Regions from separate parts of the Homo sapiens genome. Here region 2 is linked to region 1. A link is a loop called in an ENCODE intact Hi-C map of the cell type or tissue named here. Cell type or tissue: CD4-positive, alpha-beta T cell. All regions are shown on one strand. Links, peaks and the distances in the headings refer to the core of each region. The heading gives the core; the rest is flanking DNA.

Region 1 (2,925 bases), core at 100-2,599:
ATTCTCATAGCGAACCGCGAAAGTTCCACTGTCCCCCTCGCAGGGCATGCAATGGGGGTGTGGCTGGCTTCTTCAGTGTCCCGCTGCTCAAACCTCTAGGGGAGCATACAGACGGGCAGGCTGTGGGGGTCCAACCCCATGGCAGTATCTAGGGGTGAATGTTTACAGCTCCTGAAGCCCCAGTGGGCATGTGTTACAGGGTGCTCTTTTAGTTTAGCCGTCCATAGGCGACTTGTGTTAGCTCGATTAGACCTCCTTCCTTATCAAAAGGACAGAAGGATTTCTATATCCCAGGGTTTCTTGTCTTGTTGTACTGGAAGAATTGGATCACATATGGGCGTGGAGAATGAGTGCAAGGTTTTACTGAGTAGCTCTCAGCAGATTGGGGAGCCAGATAGGAGATGGTTTTCCCCTGGAGTCAGGCCACTCGGTGGCCCAACTCTTCTCTAACCACTCTGGCCAAATTCCATGTCATTCCACCAGTCCATGGCCTGCCGGCCTGCCAGTGCCCGTCCATGTGCTCTTCTACCAGCGTGCTTTCGACAACCAATGTGTTCCTCACGACGTCCAGCCACTTGGGTCTGCCTGCTAGGTCTTGGGTTTTTATAGGCTCAGGATGGGGGCATGGCAGGCCAGGATGGTCTTGGAAAATGCAACATTTGGGCGTGAAAGCAGGAGTGCCTGTCCTTACCTAGGTCCGTGGGGGTGGAGCTCTAGCCAGGGACCCACCTTTCTCTACCCAGCACTTCCCTTCCCCCCTCCCATATCATTTAAAGAGACCACACTCTTCCCTTCACAGCACTCCCGTATCAATAGGAGCAGGAACCCTATTGTGAGCTGCACATGTGAGGGATCTATGTTACATGCTTTTTATGAGAATCTAATGCCTGATGATCCGAGATGGAACAGTTTCATCCTGAAATCCCCCACCCCAGCCCCATCCATGGAAAAATTGTCTTCCATGAAATCAGTCCCTGGTGCCAAAAAGGTTGGGCACTACTATCTTAAACAACATATATATATATATATATATATATATATATATTTTTTTTTTTTTCACAGTTCTGGAGGCTGGAAGTCTGAGATGCTAGCATTGTCAGGTTCTGATGAAGGCTCTCCTTCTGGCTTGCATATGACCCTCTTCTCATTGTGTCCTCACATCCTAGAGACATAGAGCAAACTCTCTGGTGTTTCTTCTTATAAGGACATTAATCCCATCATGAGGGCCCTACCTCACACCATCATCTTACACTTATTACCTCTTAAAGGGTCTATCACCAAATGCCATCATGTTGGATGTTAGGGCTTTGATATACTAATTTTGGGGGACACAATTTAGTCCATAGCAGTGAGTCAAAGTGACTCCTACATATTGCTATGCTGTTTTTTAAATGGTGTTTCAATTCACAAGACCATCATCAGAGTGTGGAAATTCTAGCCCCACTTCAGCCTTCCCAAGCAATGAATTTTAACAGCCAACTTTACTAATGTACAAAGGAAAAAACATAATCTCCTTCCGTAGCTAATCCTATAGTAATTACTCTAAAATCTCTTCAGATTAAGTTGTTGTCAAGAAGAAATGGCCAAAGCCCCTTTCCACCTTCAGTATGTCATTACAAATTTTGAAGAGGCAAAATAATTTTGTTGTTGGTGCAGACAGGGTAGGCTGAGGAAAAAAAACAACCAAAAATCTCACTATATTCCAACAACAGAATTTTGGTTTTTGCTCATACAGCATGCCCACTGTGGGTCATGTAAGATTCTGCTCCACATCATCTCCACTCCAGGATCCAAGCTGACAGAGAAGCCTGTTTGAGATATTAGCAGTCACCAGGAAAGAAGGAAGAAAGACATGGTAACCCATCTGATATATTTTAAAGCTTCTACCCTGAAGTGACACATAACATTTCTGCCCATGTTTCATTGTCAAAGCAAGTCACATGACCATGTAATGCATTCAACATGCATTCAACAGGACAAGTATGTGGACAGGGAGTGCTACCTAGCAAGGAACACTGAAGGGTAGCAACCAGACTATTTAGCAAACAATAATACAATCTACCACAGTTACATTTTTTTATTCTCAGTATATTATACAAGAGTAACATTATCAGAGACAATGTTCAAAATGGCCTATTTAAATTTAGCAGAGGCAGGACTGCAGTGGTGAGGCCGTGAATCCACCCAGAATACCCCTGACTACATATCTGGATGGATGCATGTACTTTTATATGCAATCCTATATATAATGTGTCCTTACTTTTTTTTTTTTTTGAGATGGAGTCTCCCTCTGTCGCCCAGGCGACAGAGAGTGCAGTGGTGCAATCTCGGTTCACTGCAAGCTCCGCCTCCTGGGTTCACGCCATTCTCCTGCCTCAGCCTCCTGAGTAGCTCAGTGCTGACATGGGACCAGCCAAGCAGAAGAAAAAAGTGTTGCCTGTATTACAGTGGGGTAAACTGGTTTATCACCACAGTTGTAATGTATTTATATTGTATCAACTAAGCATTAATGGAACAACACTTTTCAGAACAGCTTTCTCTGAATACTACTGCCTTAATCAGGCCTGCCAGATATTTTGCATGTGAAAGGTTATGGTGTCACCAGGTACTGTTGCAATTCACAGAGGTGAAGGCAAATTTGTTGTGTCACCTTGTTGGTATGGGGCAATAGCTGGATCTGTAGTTCATTTAGCCCTGCTAGGTCTCCTCCTTCAGCTTCTCCAACTCCTGGGGCAGTATGTGAAGTTCATGGTATAAATCTACAACTCCTCCATCTCCTCACATAAAGAAAATTAACATCTTTATGATGTTGAGTCATCCTATCCCAGATCCAGGGATATCCTTTCATTTTTTGAGTATTCTTTTGTTTTCCTCTTCAGCAATAAAAAAAGTTTTATGTGGCAATTTATAATTTTTAATGTTTAT
Region 2 (2,925 bases), core at 217-2,716, 51 kb after region 1:
TGCTGAGATTACAGGTGTGAGCCACTGCCACTCAGCCCAGATAAGGCTTTCGATGCCCAGTTGCACTGGCCCCCAGATAGTGGAGGGTCATTGGCCAAGTACATGTCATCTTCCCTCATTTTTTCATTATACAAGGGAATGTGTGAGTTAAGATGACCATTGTCTCAGAAAGCCAGGGACACACTGAGACAGGAATTGCTGCTGCTGGAGGTTCCCTGAGCTATCACCATCCATAGACTAGGGAGTATATAAGGCTGGTTCACCCTGCCATCCTAACTCCCCAGAGAAACTGTAAGTGACGATGAGGAGCCTGGATGGAGAGGGGCAATGTCTGGGGAAAGAGACATTATATGAGGGCAAGATGCGGTAAATGCCCTCAAGGAAGAAATAGGACCTACAGGGTAAGAAACTAAAGAAAAATTTGGTGAGATTTGGGGGATGCTTCTCACATGTATTTTTAACTGAGGATTAGTAATATAATAAAATAAATAAATAGCAAAATCACAAACCCATCAAGTTCCCTATTGTAATAGCTACAATTAGCCCAGTTACTACCTCTGACAGACCCTGTGCTGAGCATTAGTCTGTATCATCTTTCTTCATGCTTATAGTAATCTGGGCAGCCAGGCCCTATATGTATGTCTCAGAGAAGTCAAGTCACTTGCTCAAGGACATACTGTTAGTAATTTGCTGAGGCAGGATTAAAACCCAGGCATGTGTGATTCTATACCTTGTTTGATCTTAACCCCACAGCACCCTAGAATGGACAAGGGCTGGTACACAGATATTCATTAAAGAAAATTTGAAAACAGAGATTATTAGAAAAAAATAGCATTATTCTTACCATATAAACTGAAACAGTTTATATCTTGTTTTATTGTCATCTAGTCCTTCTTTTCCATATATATTTATAACTCTATTGTGTTTGCAATTTATTTTCCATTGCTTTGACTTAATTTATGTGCATTACCTTATTGCTTCATTTTTTGTAACCTGTGTTTTCATGTTTTTTTTTAAACAACTGTGTTCTTTTTTATTACAAAACTGTTCTCTATCTTATTGCAAAGGACTTGTCAATTCATAATGGCACAAAGGAGAGAATAACAAGTGAACTATACAGAAAGTGACTCACCAGAGATAATTACTTCAATTTTTTCTTTTAATTGCAAAGACACAATGAGCAGAGGAGTAAGCAGCAGTTATTCCAGTCGGAGTTGGGTGCATCTGTGGAAAGTGCCAAACGGACCTGTTTCTCCCTCAGAGAACATTTCTTCCCCTTCCTGTTGTGTGCCCCCTTCTGCCTCCCGGTTTCTGCATAAGACAGGTGGGCTTAGAATTGTCACTGTAGTCTGGGGTAGAGTGGATTCTAGGCAGCTGGGGGCAGCCGTAGGGCATTGTCCTCCTAAAGGCTGTGTCAGAGGGTGGAGGCAAAGAAAAATGTCCTTTTTGTCCCGATTTGGACCCTATTTCAGGTCAGTGGGTATGATTTTGCCATTTGCTTTTAGTCTTTCACCAACGTCACAAAATTACATTACCACTCCGATCTTTATATTTCTAAGCATCACCGGAAATGCATGGTTGTGGAGGCGTGTCCATGGGGCGGAATGTGGGCCTGTCCATGGGGCGGAATGTGGGCTTGGCCATGGGCGTGGCCTGAGTGCTTGCGCGGGCTCCGCCCCCAAAGCCCGATGGTCACTAGTGCGCAAGCTCAGAACGGGGCCGGGCCGCGGCTGTGAGAACGTGGGGGAGGGCTTAACTCTCTTCAGGAGGCGGGGTCTGAATCAGAAAGGTGGGGCCAAGATTTCCCAAGGCAGGCGCGGGCGAGGGGCGGTGCGCGGGGGAAGATCCCAGGACAGTTTGCGGTGTGAGGGGAGATTGCGCCCGCTGCCCAAAGAGAGCAGAGGACACGTGTTCTGGAAGGTGATGCGGCCTCCTACCGTACTCCTCCCCTCACCTAACTCATCAGCTGTAGCGTGTCCCTTTACTGACTCTCGGCTGTGGACGCCACTGGAGTGAGGTTCTGTGAACACATTTTCCTCCTTCATGCATCTCTCAGCCAGATTATTGGCTCCCTGGCCGCAGATGTGGTTACTTTGAAACATTAATAGGAAAGCCCCAAATATTAGCAAACATCCAGAGCAGCACATTCAAAGAGTAATGCACCATGAACAGTTAATAGAAGGTGGGTTAAATGTTCAGAAATCTATTAATTTGCTATATTAGGACACTAAATGAAAATAATTATAGGACATCTTCAGAGATGCTGAAAATATAAAAATAGGAGGGATTGTATTATTTTACCAGAAACATTTGCTTTTAGTGTTTTACCAACACCACAAAATTGAATTGCCACTCTGATCATTACATTACTTTCTTTAACATCATAATCACATATATGCACATAATACACCATTTACTTAGGGCAGTCAGTTTTAATGACACTTCTGTTTCTTTCATGAATCATGTGTTTTTATGAGATACTGCTGTGTGTCAACCCCCCTTGGATGCCCAAAACAGCTCAGCCCAAAGAAGATGCGGTTCGAATTTAAAATACATAATTTAATCATGGGTTTAGAGTTAGGATTTTAAGTAAAACTCTTACTAATTTTTATATACATACATACTACATATATACATACATACTACATACTACATATATATACATATAATATTGGAACATTTAAGAGAAGCTTAGTTTCACTGTTACCGGTTTACTTTTTTATTTTTTGAGATGGAGTCTCGCTCTATTGTGCAGGCTGGAGTGTAGTGGCGCGATCTTGGCTCACTGCAACCTCTGCCTCCCAGGTTCAGTCAGTCCTCCTGTCTCAGCCTCCCAAGTAGCTGGGATTACAGGCACATGCCACCATGCCTGGCTAATTTTTTAATTTTTAGTAGAGGCGAGGTTTTGCCATGTTCGCCAGGCTG

The links. A loop is a pair of places that touch in the nucleus more often than their neighbours do. Peaks named below come from ENCODE experiments on the same cell type or tissue, not always from the same donor. Only the 100,000 strongest peaks of a DNase experiment are listed, where the experiment ranks them.
Region 2: it touches region 1 in a loop (5-fold over the local background); 16 of 110 quality-filtered maps call a loop at or near these places.

What each region holds. Positions count from the first base shown.
Region 1 is chrX:135,053,405-135,056,329 of GRCh38, reverse strand. No RefSeq gene overlaps it. Among named protein-coding and RNA genes, the nearest start is that of RTL8A, 2.7 kb to the right of the region's middle. In CD4-positive, alpha-beta T cell, for the core only: no CTCF peak of the experiment used is centred there; no DNase peak of the experiment used is centred there.
Region 2 is chrX:135,003,011-135,005,935 of GRCh38, reverse strand. No RefSeq gene overlaps it. Among named protein-coding and RNA genes, the nearest start is that of SMIM10, 13 kb to the right of the region's middle. RefSeq lists enhancers at 845-1,353, 1,354-1,864 and a silencer at 1,772-1,831. In CD4-positive, alpha-beta T cell, for the core only: no CTCF peak of the experiment used is centred there; a DNase peak (open chromatin) is centred at 1,655; H3K4me3 peaks cover 1,210 bases; H3K27ac peaks cover 426 bases.